2 separate regions of the Mus musculus genome follow, and region 2 is linked to region 1. Evidence: chromatin loops called from intact Hi-C (ENCODE). Cell type or tissue: left cerebral cortex. All regions are shown on one strand. Each heading gives the region's core, and the rest is flanking DNA. Links, peaks and the distances in the headings are about the cores only.

Region 1 (10,869 bases), core at 855-8,854:
TGTGGATCCCATTCCCCTAACTGTGATGCCTTGTCTGACTTCAGTGGGAAAGGATACCCTTATTCCTGAAGTGACTTGATGTGTCAGATTGTAGTGATACCCAGGGGGCCCTCCATGTTCTCAGAGTAGAAAGGGAGAGGGTAAGGGAGGGCACTTTATGAGGGAGGAAAGGGAGGGGGCTGATAGCAGGATGTGAAGTGAATAAATAAATCAATGAATGAGAAAAAATAATATAAATGGAGGGGAATGTTTACTGAATGTGTCTAATGCTGTGTGGCATTACAACTTTGTCCACTTTACAGGTGAGGACCCTGGGTCTAAGCAAAAGGTACAAAGTCTCAATGCTAGTGAGTTGGATGGCAGGTGAACACTGAGCTTCAGGCACCTGGCTTTCAAATTCTATCTCATCTCCTCAGGACACTGTGGGTCAGTCAGGCACTTACCCCTTTCAGTTTATAGCTGCATGGCTTCCCTCTACAGCTTCTGAACCCAAGTAGCTCTAAGAGAAAAGGAAAGCGAAGCTCCTGTCTGTTTCTGATGTATTAAAGACCAAAATCTTTAGTTTTTCTTGGTTCCCTGGCTGAACTGCAGAGCGTGCTCTCTGATCCTGCATTTGCCCTGAGGCTCCTGTACAGTCTCTGCACAAAACAACAGCATACGTTCCTGGTACTGTGGGTCACAGGGCTCTAAAGATTTTGACTCTGGATTAGAGATCTAGTAAAGGGCTCAGATTTCACTGTCAGAAGTCTGCCCTCTCCCACACACCCACCCACATACACATACAAATACACCTTTGATAATACATCATGTAGCTTTTAATTAAGTTTTCTCATTAACTTGCATCTTTATATGCACAATTTAAAACAATGTACTGTGGAAAAATATATTTTTGCTCTTCTATACTGAAGCACTTCCTATATACAAAACACCACATGTAGCCCAGGAACTTCATGCGAAAAGAAAAAGGATCCAAAGGCAATGTGCTAGTAATTCTGTCTTCTTGTTTTTCACAACAGCTTCATAAGGGCGATTTATCATTCTTCACTTAAAACGGTAGAGCACCCAGATAATACACAACAGAATCTTTTTTTTTAAAATCATATCTAAATTATACTTTTTTTTCTTTCCATTTTTTATTAGGTATTTAGCTCATTTACATTTCCAATGCTATACCAAAGGTCCCCCATACCCACCCACCCCCACTCCCCTACCCGCCCACTCCCCCTTTTTGGCCCTGGCGTTCCTCTGTTCTGGGGCATATAAAGTTTGTGTGTCCAATGGGCCTCTCTTTCCAGTGATGGCTGACTAGGCCATCTTTTGATACATATGCAGCTAGAGTCAAGAGCTCCGGGGTACTGGTTAGTTCATAATCTTGATCCACCTATAGGGTTTCAGATCCCTTTAACTCCTTGGGTACTTTCTCTAGCTACACAACAGAATCTTTAGCCAACCCCACTGAGCTCCTTAAACTCAAGATACATGACTGACAGCACCCAGCTTTGACTTGCACCAGCAGGTTTCTCTTTACTGAGATGCACATATTCTCACACCATTTTCTTTCTTTCTTTTCTTTTCTTTTCTTTTTTTTTTTTTTTTTTTTTTTTTTTGAGACAGGGTTTCTCTGTGTAGCTCTGGCTGTCCTGGAACTCACTCTGTAGACCAGGCTGGCCTCGAACTCAGAAATCCGCCTGCCTCTGCCTCCTGAGTGCTGGGATTAAAGGCGTGCACCACCACGCCCGGCTCTCACACCATTTTCAAGAAGTGATTTCTTAAATAATATAAATGAATATAAATTTAGGGACTAGTAATGCAGGATCAGAGAGCACGCTCTGCAGTTCAGCCAGGAAACCAAGAAAAACTAGAGATTTTGGTCATATATATGTCTGATTACATAGACATAAATCTCTGAATTTAGGAAAATTTGACCTAAAATATGAAGTATAGTTTTGTTACAAAATAATGACAGAAATGTCTTGGAGAAGTTGACAACCCTTTACAAAAGCAGAAGTCCATCTTCTAAAAATCACAGCACACTGATCTGTGCATGTGTTGAGGCCAGATGCAAACATCAGTGAGAACCTGCTCACTCTCAGTTCAACAGTGACAATGGCAATCCATCATCAGTTAAATACACAGAATTGCCCCCATCCCAGAGTAACTCTGAAGGATTCCAATCCCACTCCAAAAAAGAAAGGGAAAAAACAAACTTAAAATAAGCCCATAAGGCAGGCTCCTAGGATCCAAGTGTAAAGAAGACGTTGGAGGTTCTCTGGAAGCGCTGAGGGGATTTTTGTCTGTTGCTTCAGAGACAGTTGCCATGACAACTTCATTTCCAAATGAATCTTAGACAGTCTTCTCTAAAGCCATGCTACCTAATGACTTGCTCCAGTATAAGCAGCAAGTAAAAACACAACTATGTTGACATTTTTCTCCTTTTTTTGCAATATCGACAGCTTCCAAAGCTTGAGTCTCAGAAAAGTGACTTCCTTCTTTTATTTATTTCTGGTTTAAACTGCATATTATTTCAACATTGTAGAATTTAAGATGTTTTGCATACAATATATTTTGCATATATGCATATATATGTGTATAGCTCTTAGGCTCCTAGGCTTCAGGAAGACCATGGATTTCAAGTACAGTCCAGAGTCTTGCATTACAAGAAGCACAAACTACATAGAGCCCTCACCCCTTCATTATAGTGTCTTTACTACAGGAAGGTACTTTGCACCCTACAAAAGAAGAAACGTTAACACCAACCCAGCCACGAACTCTTTGATCTACAATGGCATCCTGACGGCAAGATATGCTAGTGCAATGGTGGCGCAAAGCTTGAGAAAGTAACCAACCATGATCTGATTTAAATTGAGGCTCACTCCATGAGATAGAATCCAAACCTAACATTGCCTGGATGACCAAAACTTGAGACTAGATACCCAAGGGATCTAGAGGAAAAACAAATGCTACTGGTCAAAACTGAGGGAAAAAAGAAAAGTAACAATAAAATGACTCTCAATGACATTCTGCGATACTCACAGCTCAGTGCCTTGACAGCCATGGCCAGAAAAAAGCTTTCTGCTACAGCAGATGGGAATAAATACAGAAACCCACAACCAGACCAACTGCAGTGAGTAAGAAGCCTTAGAACACTCAGTCCTAAGTGGGATGTTTCCATACAATCACTCTGACTAGAGGTCAGGGAACCCTGAAGCAGAGAAGGGAGAAAATGTGTAAGAGCTAGAGTGGATAAAGGACACCAAGGAAGCAAGGCCCTCATGATCATCAAGATGGGTGCACCAGGATGGATGAACTCATGGAGTCTGAGGCAATATGCATAGGGCCTGTACACATCTGTCCTGTATGGGACCCAAGAGCTTAAAGGAAAAATGAACACAAGCTCTACCCCTAGCCCAGAAGCTGTCTCCACATGAACTTTCATGAATATGAAAGTTAGTTTTCTCCAAACGAGTCTCACTGGAGAAACAAACCACTCGTAAGGGTAGGCTCTGTGCAGCAGTAAATGCCAACAGAACATGAACTTAACAGCATCTTTAGAGGTTCTTTGCCCCATATGCCATGTCAGGGCTTTTCTTTTTCTTATTTTTCAATTTTTATTTTATTTATATATTTTTATCTCTTTTTACCTTACAGGTCTTTTGAATATGTGTTGTGGCATACAGTTTAATGTTTTTATGGGATTCCAAGTATGCAAATGAGTGGGTCTCTGCATCTAGATCTATTTCTGGTATCTTCTCTTAGTCTCTTTTCCTGCTATTTGTTTGTTTTGTCCTGTACCAATGTGTTAGTTTTGTTTTAGCTTTTATTTTATTTTATTTTATTTTACTTTATTTCATTATTATCCCTTAAAGTCTATTGTTTTTCTAATGAGGAAAAGAAAGCAGATGGATTCTAATTGGAGGAGAGGGGAGGAGAAACTGGGAGTAAAAAAGAGAAAAATGTAATCAATATATTATGTGAGGGTAAAACTATTTTCATAACAGGAAAAAGAAAAAAGAAACAGCACAAACCTGACCAGAAAGAAGAAATGACACCAGACAGAACTCCATTGTCATGGCCACACCTCAGACAACATTGAAGTGGAAACATAAGAGTTCTTTGGAAAGTAAATTGTGTTGGATGGTGTTTTGCTGGGACAAACATATAAAGGAGTGTTTTCCTGAAGTGAACACAGTGGAAAGACTAAGGCTGACTGGTGAAAGAACTTTTCACTGAAGGAGATACAGCTGAGAGGATGTTCTGCTAAAGCAAGGACACATGATGAAGGATTCTTTGAGAACAACACACATGTATTGGTCTGTCTTACTTTGCATAATCGTGCTCCATTTGTTGGAACTCTAAGGACTTGGGCTGATTGGATACACGTGCTGAGGCAAGGCCCATGCTGAGGCAAGGCACATGGAAGGCATGAGTTTTGGAGGGTATGCATAGGACTTGATGGTCAGTGATATAGGCTGAGCTTGGCTTGCTTATAGAGCTAGCTCTGCAGTGCTTGTGGATCTTGCTGATCTTTCCTTCCTTGAGAGAGGCACAGCAGAGAACTTCTCTTGGTGTTCCTCTGGGTCCCTCCTGCTGACTCATGCAGAGGCTAAGGTCTAGCTGTCTCTGCTAGGTAGTGCCACTTCATGCTTGCCACCTTGACTCTACTGAACTGGACTGCTGGTGCATCCATGAAGTGTTTGCGAGTGGATCTAACTGCTACTGCTAAACTGTGAACTGAACTTCCAATTTCCAAACAGCATAGACAGGAGTTGCTCCAGGGAACCTTTCTAAACAGGTCCACTTCCCCCATATCCTGTCTTTCCTACTACCTCTGGTAGGTCATGGGATAAAAAGGAGGTTAAAGTGTTTAAGAATCATCATTCAAAATAGGATTTGAAAACACTAAAGTTACAAAGCATCTGAGAAAGTAAGTAGAACTAATCTCTTCTCTCTTAAACTGGGTGTTCCTACTTCAAATAATCTAATCTAGATAAACCCTCATGGGAGTACCAGAGACTTGTCCCCTGGGTGATTCTAGATTCTTCCTTGTTTACAGTATTAACCACCACATATAGAAAGCAAAATTAGATTTTTGGCTTCAGAGTGAATCCCTATCTCAAAAAAGGAAAAAGAAAGAAAGAAAGAAATCAAGATGAGTGAATATGTTTTCTCTGGGGTAAGGATATGGAACACCTGGGTCGTAGAGCAAAGTATTAATTCTATAAAAAGTTGTCCAAATGTTTTTTTTTAAAGACACAAAAAGACAATTTTTAAAAAGAATGCTTTCAGAGTCAGAACTCAAAAAATAAGCAGAGAAGACAGAAGCAACTTCAGTGAAGCAGGGGGGCCTTTAAGGATACACTTGCATTTTGTTAAATCATTAAGGGCACAGTTATTCCTCCCAGCTTTTCATCAGGTTTTCAGATATACCATATTTCCTGAAATCACACATTTTTGAGGGGTGTTTTCTTGTACACATGGTTGACAGGTCCATGTGGATTAACTCATGGGAGGGGACCATAGCATGTCTTTGAACTCATGCAAACTTTCAGGTATTAAGAATGGCATGACTCCACAGAGGAACAGAAATAGAATTCAAATCCCATTCTTGTGACCATATATCACATAACACATATGGAGAAGATTTAAAGAAAATTTTAAAATGATAATAAGTGTATAAAGTACCTATGCTTTATCAGGAGAAAATAGCCTTTCCATCCTGGGCCTCAGCAAGCCCCAGCTACTCCACTTCCCCACTTTCACATAGTATTTTAAATCTAAATGGGGGAGGAAGTGATAATGATGCTTCCTCCCTCCTTCACATGATATTTCAAATTCAAAGGAGTGAACTTGTGATATTTTCCCATCCTTGAAGTTAGTGAGCTAACAGGGAAATGGGAAATAGAATCCAAAGTTGATTTGAGGGGAAGAGTTCATCCCCGGTGACCTCCAAACCTGCTAAAGCCTGATTAAGCACCAAACAAACTGTTCTATAATTTCAATGGTACCTCTATATGCAAGGCTCCTGCGTTCATGAATTTAGTTCAAGGACTTTAATTAGGTTCTTCCATAGTTGCCAGTATTTTTTTTTCTGGATATTTCTAAAAGTCTATCTTACAGTCATCCCAGAACCTGGATAAAAAAATGAACATAACTTTCCCCCATAAAGCAGATCTCTCAATAGACACTCTCTTTATTATTGGACTATAATCAGTGTAAGTTGTCATACTTATTGTCCCAGGAAAATTGTTACTAGCTCCTTTAGCATCTTAATTAAGTATTTAGAATAAGAATTTTAAAGTCTTATTCCTCAACACAAATCTGGCTTTTCTATTTACCAACAGTATCATCTTGGGAAATTTGTTTTACCTTTCTTTGCTTTTCTAATTTTTGAAGTTAAAAATGGGGAAAATAACCAAAATCCAAAGGAAATTTTAATGACTAAGTGAGACATTGTTTGGCACAAAGTACATTTATCGCTACTATTATTATTAGAGAGTATATATTTTAATTACTTTACTTGCAGGATTTTTATTCAGTACGTAAAATTGAATGATTATGGTGACATACATCTGTAATCTCAGCCCCTAGTAGGTAGAGGCAGGATGATAAGAAAGTCAAACCACTTGCTACAATATAGCAAATTTCAGATCAGCCTATACTACATGATACTCTGATTCTAATAAATAATTTTTAAATAATACAAATAAAACTTCCTCTATTCTCTCTAGTTTTAATAGTGCTTGAAGATGCTATGTAAGTTACTGTGCTAGAAAAGACTACATTCTGTGTCCTGAATACTAACTCTAACCTGACAGACATGACTTACCCACTGGTGCAATGGCATGACTCTTACAGAAGTGTCCAACTGCTCGGGCCTAAAATCTCCTGAGTAATGGACCACTGGCCAGGTTTATAGTACCAATTGTGACATCCCTTCTTTGGAGTAGGCCTCTAATCTCATTAGAAAGCAGTTGGACTCTTATATTGTTAAATGATCATGTTGTTCAACTGCCTTCTAAATAGATAAATTAGTGTTACTTGGAACTTTGGTTAGGAAGCTTTTTTTTTTTTTTTTTTTTTTGCAGTTGGCAGCAGTTAATGAAGTGTTCAGAATAAATGACTTAGAGTTCTCAGCCATTAACAGGACAGCTATGTCAATCACCCACCCAAAGGATTGGGGGACATAACAGAAGACTGGGCAGAAACAATGTAAGAGCCAAGGGATGGGCAGAACTTGTGTGAAAGGCTGTTTTCTGGATATAAAAAGGCTGATACTCTCAAGAACTCACAAGTACCTGTCGTTATCTTCAGAAGACTTGTATAAGACCAAGCCAGTCAATATTCTAGCATGCATGGAGTGTAGAGGCTTGTGTTCTCATGCTAATTATATTACCCAAAAATCTGTTTACAGTGTCCCACAGAACTAAAGGAAGCCTATCCCTACTTAGTTTTGACTTGTCAATAAAGTTTTCTGTGGCCAATGGCTGGACAGAAGCTGGACTTTTAGGATTCATAGGAAGGGACCAAGGGAAGAAGGAAGAGGAGTTTCCACCATGATGAGGTGGTAGGAGATGGACCATGCTGAAAAAGTACAGGAGGGAAAGAGAGCCAACATGTAGGTTCAGGAGGAAATCAGCCCCAAGAAAGCTGCCCCCGGGGTCCAGTGCAGCAAAGATGCAATATAGATTTAATAAGTATTCGCTCAGGAATATCGGAGGAGAATGTGTGTTACCCATGGGGAGTTAAGGAGTGGCCCAGCCATTGAGGTATTTAAGGTATTAAAACTATAAGGCTGTGTATGTATGTCTTTCTTTCAAGGAATCTAAAACATTGGGGCAGTAGCAACAAGCATGCACATACCAACCAGGAAGTATAGAGCAGATTAATATACTACCACAACAATGGAGAGTCACAGATCCCATCCCTCATTGAGAAACTACTGGCAGCTGATGGCTGTCAGTGGAAGTAGAGTTATTTTTCTTTGGGGATCTAGCCACTGGCAGGTTGCCCATGCTCCAGTGGAGGACACTACATGCATGCCAGCACAGACGAAAAAAAGGCTTTATTCATTATCAGAAAACAGCCTGCTAGATAATAAATACTACTTTGGCTCCTGGTACTAGCTTTAGGTAGTTATCTATTAATGGTCTTCTGGGTTATTCAAGATGTTGTATCTCCTCCGGGACCAGAGATACAACTCAAGTTTCATCTTTGGTCCAGTTATATTGAGTTTCAGGAATTTATTTTTGTATTTCATATCCTCTGTTACTCATATGTGGTCATAATTTTTGCAGTCTACTTTTAATAAGCATTCAACCTTTCCTCTTTCCTCTTTCCCACCACCCACGTGAAAGAGAAAAGTTATTAGGATATGGAGGAAGTATACCTGTTCAGCAATAGTTCTTTGTGGGTGAGCGCAGTCCTCTTTGGCAGCAGTTCAGTGCCTATCATACACCAAATATGACTCAGCAGATGCAGACCAGTCAGTCCTCTAGGCAGGCAGACAACACACACAGACCAGCAGCTTCAGTTCAGTCCTCTCAGCAGGCAGATATCAGACCCAAACCAGTAGCTGTAGTTCAATGCTGAAGAAACCGCAAAGCTAGCCAACTGGCCCAAATGAGCTGCCACAGGAATTTCATAAGCAGCTCTTTGGTGAGTTTCTCTCAACTCTGATACCACAAGTGGAGCTCAACAATGCTATGTAAGTTGAACCAATGCATGTGTGTCATTAGTGAAGAATAGTGAGGTGGAGCAAACTAAACCAATGTCCCATGCTCATCTCCCACTGTCTGTGGGATCATATTTATACTCCTTCATCAAACATCCTTCCACGTGTTTGGTATATCCAAAAATCCTTTCACCTGTGACTGCCCCAGGAAAACATCCTGTGTCTGTCCCAGCAAAACATTCTTTCACCTGTATGCCCCAGGCAGCCATCACTTGACATACCTGACTTGTCAAACAAACCAGAAGTTTCCACTTCACTCATAGTTGTACATGGATACATGTAAATATGCCTTACTGAGGTGTTATTGAACTTCAAGTAAATGGAGCCAATTTCTGTAACCAGCACAGCAATTTTAATAAATTATGTATCCGTGCAATCAATATGTGCTATTTCATTTTCCTAAAATGTTCTGTACTATAATGAGTAGCCCCTCCCTCCGTTGTGTGACATTATTTCATGAGACACATAAACAAATGTTTACTTGTTCCTGATAAGGAACCAATGGCAGAACAAAGTAAGGATACTACTAAATCCAACTTGGTGAGCCAATGAGTTAATTGGAGTTACTTCAAGGAGCATGGATAAGGAATGACAGAACCAGAAATGGCTCATATATAGTTGCATCACAAAGACCCTTCTGCAGTACAGGTGACACCTCATGAAAAATGGGAATTTGGGGTTCACAGCACAATTCTCAGCCATCTTAACAGATGAAATGTGAAAGAATCTCTCTTCCATGCAGCACAGTTGGTGTGAGTCTCTTCCAAGCAGCTCAGCTGGTCTCTGTTTCTTCCTGGTGGCCTGGTCTATCTCAGTCTCTTCTAGGCAGCTTAGCCTCTCTGATAGTGTCTCTCCAAGATGCTCACTGCTTATAGACATGTGAGGAGAGAGAGTTCTAGGAAAGCAGGTCAATTTTAGGGACTTCCTGAAATAACTCATTTTTTAACTTGTGGAACTTAAAGAGCTCCCCTACAGGATAGAGTGTCTCACCTCCCTTAGAACACCATGTGTCTTAAGGAGCTTCCCTCCAAAGTGGAAAGTTTTCATAGAAGAGGAAGTTGCTAAACCACACCCCAAACTTCAGTTCTAAGCAACTACAGACTTACTAGGTTTTTTTGCCTATATTTAAAGTTATAAAATGCATAGCCACTTAAACATGATGTTCCTTTCCCTCAGGATAAAGTTCTGGGCTTTGTTCACCACTTAGGAAAACTTTGGATTGCTTCCAATTGAAAGCTAAGATAATAAAGATGCTAAAAATGTACCTATGCAAGTTTTTACATTTTACAGCCATAAATGGGCATCTCATCCCTAATCAGTACTTGGCATTGTCAGTATCTTTAACTTATCAAATTGCATTGGATGTCTAAAGGCAAGGTGATTTATCTACATTTCCCTTATCATTTATAATATTAATAATATCATTCACACTCATATCCTTAACCTGATTACACATTGTTTGTTGAGTGACTCACTACCAAGAGAATTTGAACCATGTGCAAATTAAGGCTTCTGCCTTTCCTGGCTGTAGAGCTGCTTACCACATTTCCCAGCGATAGTTCATTGGTGTCCCACCACCTCTTCCTGTGACCACAGCCAGGAGATAAGCATCACTTCTCTCTCCTGACACTTGAAGATGGATGAAAATGGGGGATAGGAGCCTCTTCCTCAAGACCCACTTCCACACTGCATATCACTTCAGTGCACTATGCTGTCATAAATCCAGGTTTCAGCTTCCAAGGTGTTATACTATTGGATGAAGTACTTCATTTTCTAGTTAAAGATGAGGATAAGAGAAACAGGCAGGAAAGCTGAGTCTGAACATTTGGGTAACCTGGGTCAAACAGCCAACTGCTGCTCCATCGTTGTGCCAGGCTCCAGTGAGAAAACAAGAACATAGAGACATAAACAGATGAATAAGTGACTTCCAGACTCCCCTACTCATCTGTTCTAGCTCAGGGTAGCCTCAAAGCCATTCTTCTGTCTCAACAGCTGTTTCCCCAACATCTATGCTAATTAGTCTGCTTTGGTCAACTCCTATGGCAAATCCTTGGTCACTGCAATCTGGGTAATCAATCCTGGAGTAAAAACACAACAGCTCTAAAATTGTATATTATATCAAAAAAAAACAAAAAAAC
Region 2 (10,869 bases), core at 1,210-9,209, 110 kb before region 1:
AACTTCATAACTGTATTTTGATTGGTTGTGATTTTCTGTAATGTGTAGAGAGAATCTCTTTTGCAATGTACGGGAGTATCACCTGTCAATAAAATGCTGCTGGCCTATTAGCTTAGGCAGGAAATAGAGATGTGGAAGTTCTGTTATAGACAAAGGATTCTGAGATAGTCAGGCACGGTGCTTTTGTCCCAGACTCTAAAGAAGACAGTTGAATGAAACTGTAGGAGCAGTAACTAGTCATGTGACATGATTGAGACTAATTTAAATGGGATAACTGAGTTATGAGCTAGTAAAAATGAGCCAAAGTTATTGGTCTAGGCATTTATTCATATATAAGTCTGAGAGTCAATATTTTAGGGAACATAGGTGTTGGTGGAAAATCTTAAGGTTATAGTAGTGGTCTCCATCTGCTTCAAAGAGAAGTTTTCTTGATAAGAGGCAAAGACTACATTTATTTGTTGGTATAAGGACAGATGTTGTAGATTGTTGTTAGGGAATATACTGGTTTAGTAAATCAGTGGTTAAAGATTCTCTTCTAATAGCCATGACTTCACTAGCACTGAGTAGTTAACTAGGTTTCAGTACTAGACACAGTCTCATTCTTGTTGAGCAGGTCAAAGTCCAATTAAAGAACTGTTGTTTACCTCCAAGGTGTGCATGCCCACTACTGCATCCTTGATGTTAATGTGCCATGCTGGTCATTGATGTGGTCCATAGACACGAAAATTGGGTAACACTGTCAGTTTCTTCCCTCCTATGGAAGCTTGGATGGTATCTTCTGATACCATGAATGCTAGTCTTCAGAGAAAGAGCATTCAGTTCAGTTCCAGCTCAGTACTCTCTGGGTCCTGTTTCTAAAGTACATGATGTCTTCAGCAATAGGTACTTACCTTCCACCTTGAGGGGAAAACCAAGAGCCCCAGCAATAAGCTATGTGTTTTGGGAATGTCTTGGACAGCCCTGGATATCAACTTAAGAGAGGAGTTCTCGTGTCTAGTGCTAAGGTTTTTGCTAGGTGATCTTTGTATCTTGGAGGGAACACCATCACCCAAATGAGAAATGTTCATTAAAACTATATGTGTAAAGTTATATATGGAATTATATATAACATAGGAATGTTGGTAAATCATTGATAGTATTTTTAATCCTTCATTTTCTTTTCTTTTCTTTTTTTGTTTTAGTCAGGGTTTCACTGTGTAGTCTATGTTAGCTACCACTCTAGATCCTTCCACATGAATGCTAGACTGCTTGGGGTTACATATATATTCCACAATGCTTAGTTACCCTTCCTCAGTATTGACTCTTTTCTAATATCCCAAGAGTCTCATATGCTCTACTTGGGACTATGCATTTCCCTATAAAAAGTGGGATTTAGCTAGGCCAGGAAGACTGAATATCATAGGATTAAATCCAATAAATGAGGTACTATGCACTAGGCACCTCATAGTACATGTAATATATACACTATATAGAAATGTTGAATCTCATCATTATCATAATCTAGACATAATCCAACAGGTATCCACATTTTCTCTCTGATCTTTTCCCTTTAACATACTGAAGAAAAAACAGTTTGTTTTACCTCTAGTCAATCAGCCTCACACTGAAGATGTTTCTTCTTGCTACTCTAAGCTACCACCTATGACATCTGGCTTATGACTCCACCAAGAACACTTAGGCTGTTCATTATCCTAGTAGAACTGTGTGTGCATCAGCAGAGGGGCAACCGGAAGCCTCACTTCCCTTCACTGCTTTATCTTCTACTCTTTCACACACCAAGCATCTCTCCAGTTTTTTTTTAGAAGAGTGGGAGACATAGAATCCAAGTAAAAGACATCATCTTTCATTTGACTTTCCCATTGTCCAAAGTAAAAGCACCAAGGTTTTCTCAAGAATACCCAATTTTTGCATTCTTCTTAAATAATGCCTGTTCTTCCACAAAAAGGAGTCTGGACTTTCACATTTCTCAATATTGTCCAATATAGCCCTATCTTCATTTTCCTCCATATACCCAGGGTAATATGAGGGCATACTTCTTAAAAGATGAGCTATTCGATATAGAATAGCTAAATATTTAACATAGTGGTAGAGAATGATTTTTGGCACTCAGAATGAATATCCAGTCCAGCCTCCCTGAGAGAAAGAAAAGTATTTTAAGACTTTACCTTCTTCCTGGTTCTATAAAAGATAAAATAAACACAGAGATGGACACATACACAAACTCAAGCACCTACTTGGAGATGGGAAAATCTAAATCTACCTTATAAAATAAAGGAGGGGTAGATATAACATTCACATCACTCCAAGCTGACCTTGAACTTGCTATCATTCTGTTTTAGCAAGAAGGTAGACAGATGAGACAAAAGGTTGGCTGAAGCAGAAAAATGAAGAGTTCAAGGTATTCCTAAACTCTATATCAGGTCCAAGGCCATCCTGGATACAAAGAAAGACATTATCTCAATCAATCAATCAATCAATAAATCAATAAAATATTTTTTCTAAAAGTACCAAAGTTCCATGATGTGCTCAGCATCTCCAGGGAAGGACAGGGCAGCATGTTACATAATCATGCAAAAGCATAGAAGTTCTGTGTTCTTCATCTTACCCTTAGTTATAGAGCATAGGAGACTTACCAATCAGAAAATCACTAGTCCAAGTTACCATCTCAAGGAGCAGGAATTTTGAAATGAAGTATTTGAGATTTCATTCATTCTTACAAATCAGGGCTCATAAGTTTCTTGGATGAGAACTTTTCTTATGTATATACATGTACGTGAAAGGGAAGATTTATAGCCTTCCTGGGCAAGTAATCTCTTCAAGAGTTAGAAGATTATTACCTATGATACCCTAGACTCTACATTTGATATTTGGTAAGACAGGTCATAAAGTTGATAAAATTGTTCCGGGGCCTTGTACCAATCTGTACACATTCTTCCAGCTAGAAATGTTCTTCCTAGACAAATCCAAGAAAGAAAATTGAAAGTACATCAAGGTAATATTCTTCTTGAGTCTAATATTGTATACAATACATAATGGCACTTAGTAGATGCAAAGTTTGGCCAAAGTGATACCAAGTGCTATAATCCTCAAAAAGATCTCCAGTTTTTAACAGTAGAAAGAAAGCCTTGTTTGTGGAAAGTGTATTTGAGTATGTTTACAAGGATTTAATTCCGAATGATAGCACCAGACTCATCAGAAGAGCACTCTCTTCAAGGTTTTATTTAGGGCAAGTTTAACGTCTTTATTCCTCAAACTATAGATCAGTGGGTTAAGCATGGGAACCACATTGGTATAAAATACTGAAGCAAACCTTCCCTCTTCCATTGAACCAGGGAAAGAGGTTGTTAAATAGGTGAATGCCCCTGACCCAAAAAACAGAGCAACAGCAACTACATGGGAACCACATGTGCCAAAGGCTTTGGATCTACCTTCAGCAGAAGGAATCTTAAGAATGTTGGAGAGAATCAATGCATAAGAGATAAAGATGCTGATGCTGGATGCTGTGATGACTACTCCAACAACAATAAAAAACACAAGCTCGTTGGCATAGGTACTGGTGCAGGAGAGCTGTAAAAGGGGAAGAACTTCACAGAGATAATGGTGGATCATATTGGAATCACAGAAAGTAAGTGTCAGCATGCTTCCAGTATGGGCCATGGCTCCAGCAAACCCTATCACATATGAACAAAACATCAGCAGAGTGCAGACCTGAGGAGACATGGTAACTGTGTACAGCAGAGGATTGCAAATGGCCACATAGCGATCATAGGCCATTGACACCAGCACGTAGCATTCAGAATTGACAAAGAAACAGAAGAAAAACAGTTGAGTCATGCATCCCATGTAGGAGATAATGTTTTCTGAGACAAAATCACTCAACATTTTTGGCGTGAACACACAGGAATAACAGAAATCTATAAAGGACAAGTTGAAGAGGAAAAAGTACATTGGAGTATGAAGACTGGAATTCAACCCAATTAAGGTGATCAGTCCCAAATTGCCTATAACAGTCAGCACATAGATACCTAAGAAGACGAAGAAGAGAGGCAGCTGGAGAGCTGGTTGGTTTGAAAATCCCACAAGGATAAATTCAGTCACAGAGGAGCTATTTCTTGGAGCCATTCTCTTCTGAGACATCACCTAGAAAAGTGAAATAAAACACACAATGACAGCTATATACATGCACAATGGAAGAAGGCTCTAGAAGGTAAACCAGTGAGTATGCATGCCTGCTTTTCTTTGGCCTCTCCTCCTTCATCTACAATTCTCTTCATCTTAAGCCACTAATAGTGTGACTGAGCATAGCTCATTTCCCATGGACTGATTAAAGAATCAAGATGTTTATTTACATGGATAACAAGGATTCTGTTCTTGCCTAATAAATGAGGAAGCAGATGACTTCTACTGGCTACTCATGGACTTTCAAAAAAAGTAACTCAAGAACCAAGAGTTATCTCAAAGCCCAGTGCCTTAGGCTTTGTTAAATGTGGATCTGCAGAACTTATTCTATTCATGACTCTTTCTCAACCACACATGAAGTTCCCACCTACAGAGAAAATCAAGCTCAAACTGTTCCCTGCTGGCTCTGTTTATACTGCCTTCCACCTCCAAATCTCGTTACTTACCTTACCTTAGAGTCAATGCTGAAGGCTACAGAGTAATAAATGCTTCCAAGAGCCCTTGTGTATATGTTTAGAAGAAAACCACCAAGAAAGATAGAATTCAGAACTTTCCTTTCCTTCTCCTTGGTTTTTATCAGTGCAGTTTTATGCAATAGCTTTTTCCATTATCTTAGAAGAAGATGGTGTCACTATACCACAAGTCTGACATACTCAGATGTTCACTCTTCTTATTCTCCTGTTACTAAGAATCTGTGCTTTATATGGCCCCAGCTCTCTGGGGTGCTCATGGGAAGGACCTCAGTTAAGGGGCATCGTCCCAGTTGCTCTCTATCAACTTCAAGAAAACAAACAAGGCTTTTGACAAGAAGTAAAAGCTGGCATATTGCAAGAAGTTGCATAGCTTAGTGATCTTGGGGACCTGATTAAGGCAGACTCCCCCTGGGAATTTTTCTAAAATCAGTCTCTTTGGGGATGAACCTACTGTCATTGTTTACAGGCTGTGTTAGATATTTCTGTTCCATCTAGAGGAGCTAAAGTTCTACTTAAACTTCCCCCTAACACGAGGGATGTTATATTATTATTTGCTGAGTCTGGAAGCTCATTTTTCCTCTTCTTCATTCTTGGGGCCTAAAACTGACTTTAAGAAGGAAAGACCCAAAACTTAGTTTCTACCATTTCCTATTTCTCCTGGGGAGCTTTCAGGGGAAGACAAAGTGAACAGTTCACATAAAATCTTCCTAGGTCCATGAGCTTCTTACAATAGTGAGACACTACCACAGATGCCACCTACACTACAGAAAGCCATAAACAAGCTCTGATTAAAATACCACAGCACACATGAGGGAAGCACTCATATCTGTATAGGATGGGAGGTACTTCAGGGTTTGATACCACCCTTATTTAGATGATAAAGCTGCCTTTCATTCTATCAAACATAAACATCTGCAGTTGTAAGTTTCCACTGAAGCTACCTAAAATAATCTGCTTTCCTCAAGTGGCCCTAAAAGACACCACTTATCCTTGTATGAATATTAATAGCATGTGCTTTCACTCTTAAATATACTGCATGGTGGATTGCAGATTTTGTGTTTGTACTACTAAAAAGAACACAAGCAAGTATTCAGACCCTCTGGCCCTGTGGTCTTGCAGATTGACTAATGTCTATCTCCTTTTTGCCACCTCTCTGGCTGCCACCTTTTTTACCCTTCAAAGTCCTCCTTAACTAAACATACCCTTCCTGTACATCTATTATCACTTTGCCTTCCAACATAGAAAGGGCTTAAATTACAAGCTGCTTCTGATTTACTGAAGCCAGGAACTTTAAGCAAAAAAAAAAAAAAAACCTAGAAACTCAAGCTACATACCTAAAATAGATTAGAAAGAAAAACCAAGCACAAGCAAGGATAAAATAATAAATTGATCTGCATTGTTTAACTTTAAAAAAAAAAGAGCACTTTCTACTGCTAGGCACATGCTCAGTAAGTACATAGGTTGACCTCAACATGTGCTAAGTAGTGTTCATAGCACAATTATATGTATGAGCCCAAAACTGAAAGCAACCTACAGGTCAACCAACTGTAGAATGGATAATAAATAGTGGGATTTTCAACAATTCTGGGGTTGTAACAAAATAAGATTTCATTTAGCCATGAAAGTTCATGATATCAAGCTATCATGGAATTAAAGAAAACAAGCACAAAGGGGCACATGTCTGTGGTTCCATGGAATTGTGCTTTAAATATGAAATGAATTCCTGAGCTCAAGCTTTGAATGCTTGGTTCCTTGTTAATTACAGTGTCTGAGGAAGTTATAAAACCTTTAAGATATGGGATGGAGTCAGAGGAAGTAAGTCACTAGGGATATGATTTTGAAATTACACCTAGTCACTAGGTCCTTCCTTGCTCAATGCTTCCTTCTACCATGAGGTAAGTAGCTTCCTCCTTCACACATCCCACCTCCAAGATTTCAGGTCAAGTAATTAGTCCTAAAAAATGCAAGCTAAAATGTCTCTTCTATTAAGTAATGTCAATCAACTATTGAAAATATTTGATCACAACAGAAATAACCCAAACATACATTCATTTAATTATAGTTCATTTTATTTTCATGTACATTTGCTGTTTAACCTATATTTATGTCTGTGTTATTAGCTTCCATGTAGGTGCTAGGAATTGAGCCCAGGTCTTCTGGAAGAGCAGTCAATGTTGGTAACCACTGAGCTGAGCCATATTTCCCCAAGTATCTTTTTGTTTGTTTGTTTGTTTTGAGATAAAGTTTCTCTATGTAGCCTTTGACTGTACTGGAACTCACTCTGTAGACCAGGCTGGCCTCAAATTCACAGAGATCCAACTGCCTCTGTCTTCTGAGTGCTGGGATTAAAGGCATGTGCCACCACTGCCTGGCAAAACAAGCTAGACATGTGTTTGTTTGTTTGTTTGTTTGTTTGTTTGTTTGTTTTGGTTTTTGTTGTTGTTGATGTTTCATTTTATGTTTTTGAGACAGGCATACAATTTTTTAAAACAAACAAACAAAAATAACCTGTCACTTTAGAAGTCAAGCATCAGTTTCACTCACTGGGAAATTGGAGGCTACTAACTGGAAAGAGACACAAAAGACAGGCTGCTGGTGGCATTCTATTTCTGACATGACTACTGCTTAACTGCAGCTAGTTAGCAAAACATTCATCAATTTATAGAACTATATGTTAGACTTAAATTAAATGTTTAAAGAATAAGTGGAGAACCAAAAAAAAAAAAATCATCCTACCGAATTAGTTTAAGCATAAAGTTTCCAAACATCTTGTGCCATAAAGTTCTCATTTGGAAAAATGGGTATTTGCTCTCCTGACAACTTATTATATAGAAGAACATGCAAGAAAAATAGCTCTGTTTTTATTTCTCATCCATTATATGTCTCTCAAAATAAAACTCTGTTTTATTTTTTCTTACATAAAAGAAGGAAAGCTATAGAAAAGATAATTAATGCATTTGGAACAATCACAGCATTATGTTCCAAGCATTATGCTGAATGTTTTCTAATATAATACTGTATGTTTATAACATCTATGGAATGTATATGCATGTGGCAGATTGTATTTTCCAAAGATGACCACACCAACTCTTTCTCTCTCTCTTTCACACACACACACACACACACACACACACACACACACTCACACACACACACACACACACACACACACACACACACACACTCACCTACACATACATATATAGCTTGCATCCCATGTGCTCTTGGAGGAACAGGGCTGATGTTCTTCTAGTAAACTGATAGGATCTTGGCCCTATGAGAGCTCTGGAGCATCTTACACCAATAGAGTATGGTAAAATGGATGCTATATGACATCCAACCAGAGATCATACAAGAATGTTCTTTCTGCATTTCTTTCTCTTTTGTCACCTTCCTGACAGTACAGTATGTTCAGAGCACTCTAACCTTGTTCCAAAATACACAGCAAGGTAAAAATTTATGATTATCTATCCAGTGTTGAAAGAGATCAGACAGTCTTTGGGATACATATGAAAGGAGTAGATATCAGAAAAAAAGAAAAAAAACACTCAGTTGTACTGGCTAGTTTTGTGTCAACTTGACACAACTGGAGTTATCACAGAGAAAGGAGCTTCAGTTGAGGAAATGCCTCCATGAGATCCAACTGTAAGGCATTTTTTCAATTAGTGATCAAGGGGGAAAGGCCCCTTGTGGGTGGTGCCATCTCTGGGCTGGTAGTCTTGGGTTCTATAAGAGAGCAGGCTGAGCAAGCCAGGTGAAGTAAGGTAGTAAGGAACATCTCTCCATGGCCTCTGCATCAGCTCCTGCTTCCTGACCTGCCTGAGTTCCAGTCCTGACTTCCTTCAGTGATGAACAGCAGTATGGAAGTGTAAGCTGAATAAATCCTTTCCTCCCCATCTTGCTTCTTGGTCATGCTGTTTGTGCAGGAATAGAAACCCTGACTAAGACAAATTGGTACCAGCAGAGTGGGGTATTCCTGTGACAACCTGACCATGTTTTGGGGAGGACTGTGGAAGGACTTTGGAACTTTGGGCTAGAAGATCCATTTGGTGTTAAGAACTCTGTCAGATGTTGTGTAGGAGCTTGGAAGACAATGTTGAGAACAGTGCAGAAGATGGAGGCCTGGCTTGTGAAATTTCAGAGGGAAAAATTAAAGACTCTTTTTCAGGGCCATTGTTACTTTGGTTGTGAAGATTCTGTGGTTCTGGTTAGCTGGAGCTGAAGAATCAGCTGTGATTAACAAGATACCAGAACTACTAAAGCAAAAACTTTGCATTACTGGGACTATTGATGCTGGTTAGCTGGAGCTAAGAAATTAGCGGTGATTAAGAAGAGACCAGCATCGTTGAGGTGACATCTTCTGGGAAGTGTTTTCTGAAAGCACAGGGGCTGTGTTCCAGAGATAGCCAAGGTTGTACCTTGTGCTATGGTTGGACTTGGTAATGTGTAAGAGTCACCCAGGTGGTACTGGTTTTGAAGGCATGAAAGTGTCACGCAAAGCAGCTGAGGCTTGGCACTGTAAGAGGCCATGGAAGGCCACTGGTGAAGGTGCAGCCTCAGTTGCAATTGAAGGCCCAGGACTGAAGGGGTCATGCAGTGTTTTGGAGATGCCAGTACCATGAGATGACCACCAAGAGCAGCAGTAGCAGTGGAGTACAGGCATCTGGAGCCTAGAGGATGATGCGTGTGCTACAAAGGGCATGGCTGGAGAAGTGACCCAAGCCCTTGGAGGAGCCCAGAAGATCATGAGTTGGATCCCAGACATTGGACGGTTGGAGATTGATTTTTGCTTTTGATTGTGACTGTACCCTGATATTTTCCCTCTTGAAGGAAGAAACTGTTTTAGTGGAGCCCACGATTAAGAGACTCTTAATTGTAAAAAGACTTTGGATTTTAAAAGAGATGGATATTTTAAAGAGATTGAAATTTTAAGAATATGTAAAGACTGTGGGACTTTTAAAATTATTTAGATCTTGGGGCTGAATAAGATTGCAAGGGTTGAGGCTTACTAGTGATGTTTTTGTGTGTCAAGTTGACAAGGGGTCAATTGTACTGGCTAGTTTTGTGTCAACTTGACACAACTGGAGTTATCACAGAGAAAGGAGCTTCAGTTGAGGAAGTGCCTCCATGAGTTCCAGCTATAAGGCATTTTTTCAATTAGTGATCAAGGGGGAAAGGCCCCTTGTGGGTGGGACCATCTCTGGGCTGGTAGTCTTGGGTTCTATAAGAGAGCAGGCTGAGCAAGCCAGGTGAAGTAAGGTAGTAAGGAACATCTCTCCATGGCCTCTGCATCAGCTCCTGCTTCCTGACCTGCCTGAGTTCCAGTCCTGACTTCCTTCAGTGATGAACAGCAGTATGGAAGTGTAAGCTGAATAAATCCTTTCCTCCCCATCTTGCTTCTTGGTCATGCTGTTTGTGCAGGAATAGAAACCCTGACTAAGACACAGTGAAGTGTCAAAGGGGATGACCAGGACATCTCTAAGTTATATGGTCCAGTCAGTTCTGCCTGCTACACAGAACCTCCCCTTTCAGTAGAATGATGTTTTTGAGGTTTCTTTTTTAAAGAAAATGCGCATTTCTTCTTAGTACATGTACTTTCTTACCCACCAGATTCTTCTACTTTGGGTGGAAGCTTAGCAGCTGTGTGGCAGCAAAGGTGAAAGTGTTCTCTCTATTCATCAGTTTAGATGTCACCTTGTTCATCGCTCAATAAATATTTATCAAGAACAACTATTTTTGCAGTATTAAAGCACTTTATATTTAGAAAGGTTCCTCTTGATTTTCTGGAAAAAAATGTAGGAATTATTGGTGAGACATACAAATTTTATCTGTTTTTTCCATGAAAGATCTTATAGAAACTAAGTAAAAACTTTATGAGTAAAGAGAAAAATTAAGAAAGTACTAACGTAAAGAGACAACCAGTAGATCAGGGAACCTGTGGATTCCTGGTGGCCTGTGACTTTGGGTTTAGTATGTTTCCTATACAGAACACAAAAGATAAAATCTGGCATAATGCTGAACCTCAAAGGAGGCATCTTATGTCTAAATTAAAGGGAAAAGCTCACAAAGGAAAATAACCGAACTTATCTTGGTCTTAAAGAAAGAAAGTTAGACAAACTATTTCTCACAAATCTATAATCACCTCCTTGTGTGAAGTAAAAAAATTTCCATATTGCATGTATAATAAGAAAAAGTCACTATGGAGAAAATAATTTCA

Evidence for each region. A loop is a pair of places that touch in the nucleus more often than their neighbours do. Peaks named below come from ENCODE experiments on the same cell type or tissue, not always from the same donor. Only the 100,000 strongest peaks of a DNase experiment are listed, where the experiment ranks them.
Region 2: a loop joins it to region 1, with 2.7 times the contacts of the local background. A loop is called at or near these places in 2 of 42 quality-filtered maps.

What each region holds. Positions count from the first base shown.
Region 1 is chr9:37,806,315-37,817,183 of GRCm38, reverse strand. No RefSeq gene overlaps it. Among named protein-coding and RNA genes, the nearest start is that of Olfr876, 7.9 kb to the right of the region's middle. In left cerebral cortex, for the core only: no CTCF peak of the experiment used is centred there; DNase peaks (open chromatin) are centred at 2,268, 5,505 and 5,761; H3K27ac peaks cover 2,659 bases.
Region 2 is chr9:37,911,912-37,922,780 of GRCm38, reverse strand. Olfr878 (olfactory receptor 878) reads right to left here and starts at 4,233. Exons shown (of 1, transcript NM_146798.2): 1 at 3,169-4,233. The coding sequence starts at 4,137. The coding sequence ends at 3,193. In left cerebral cortex, for the core only: no CTCF peak of the experiment used is centred there; a DNase peak (open chromatin) is centred at 4,581; H3K27ac peaks cover 2,878 bases.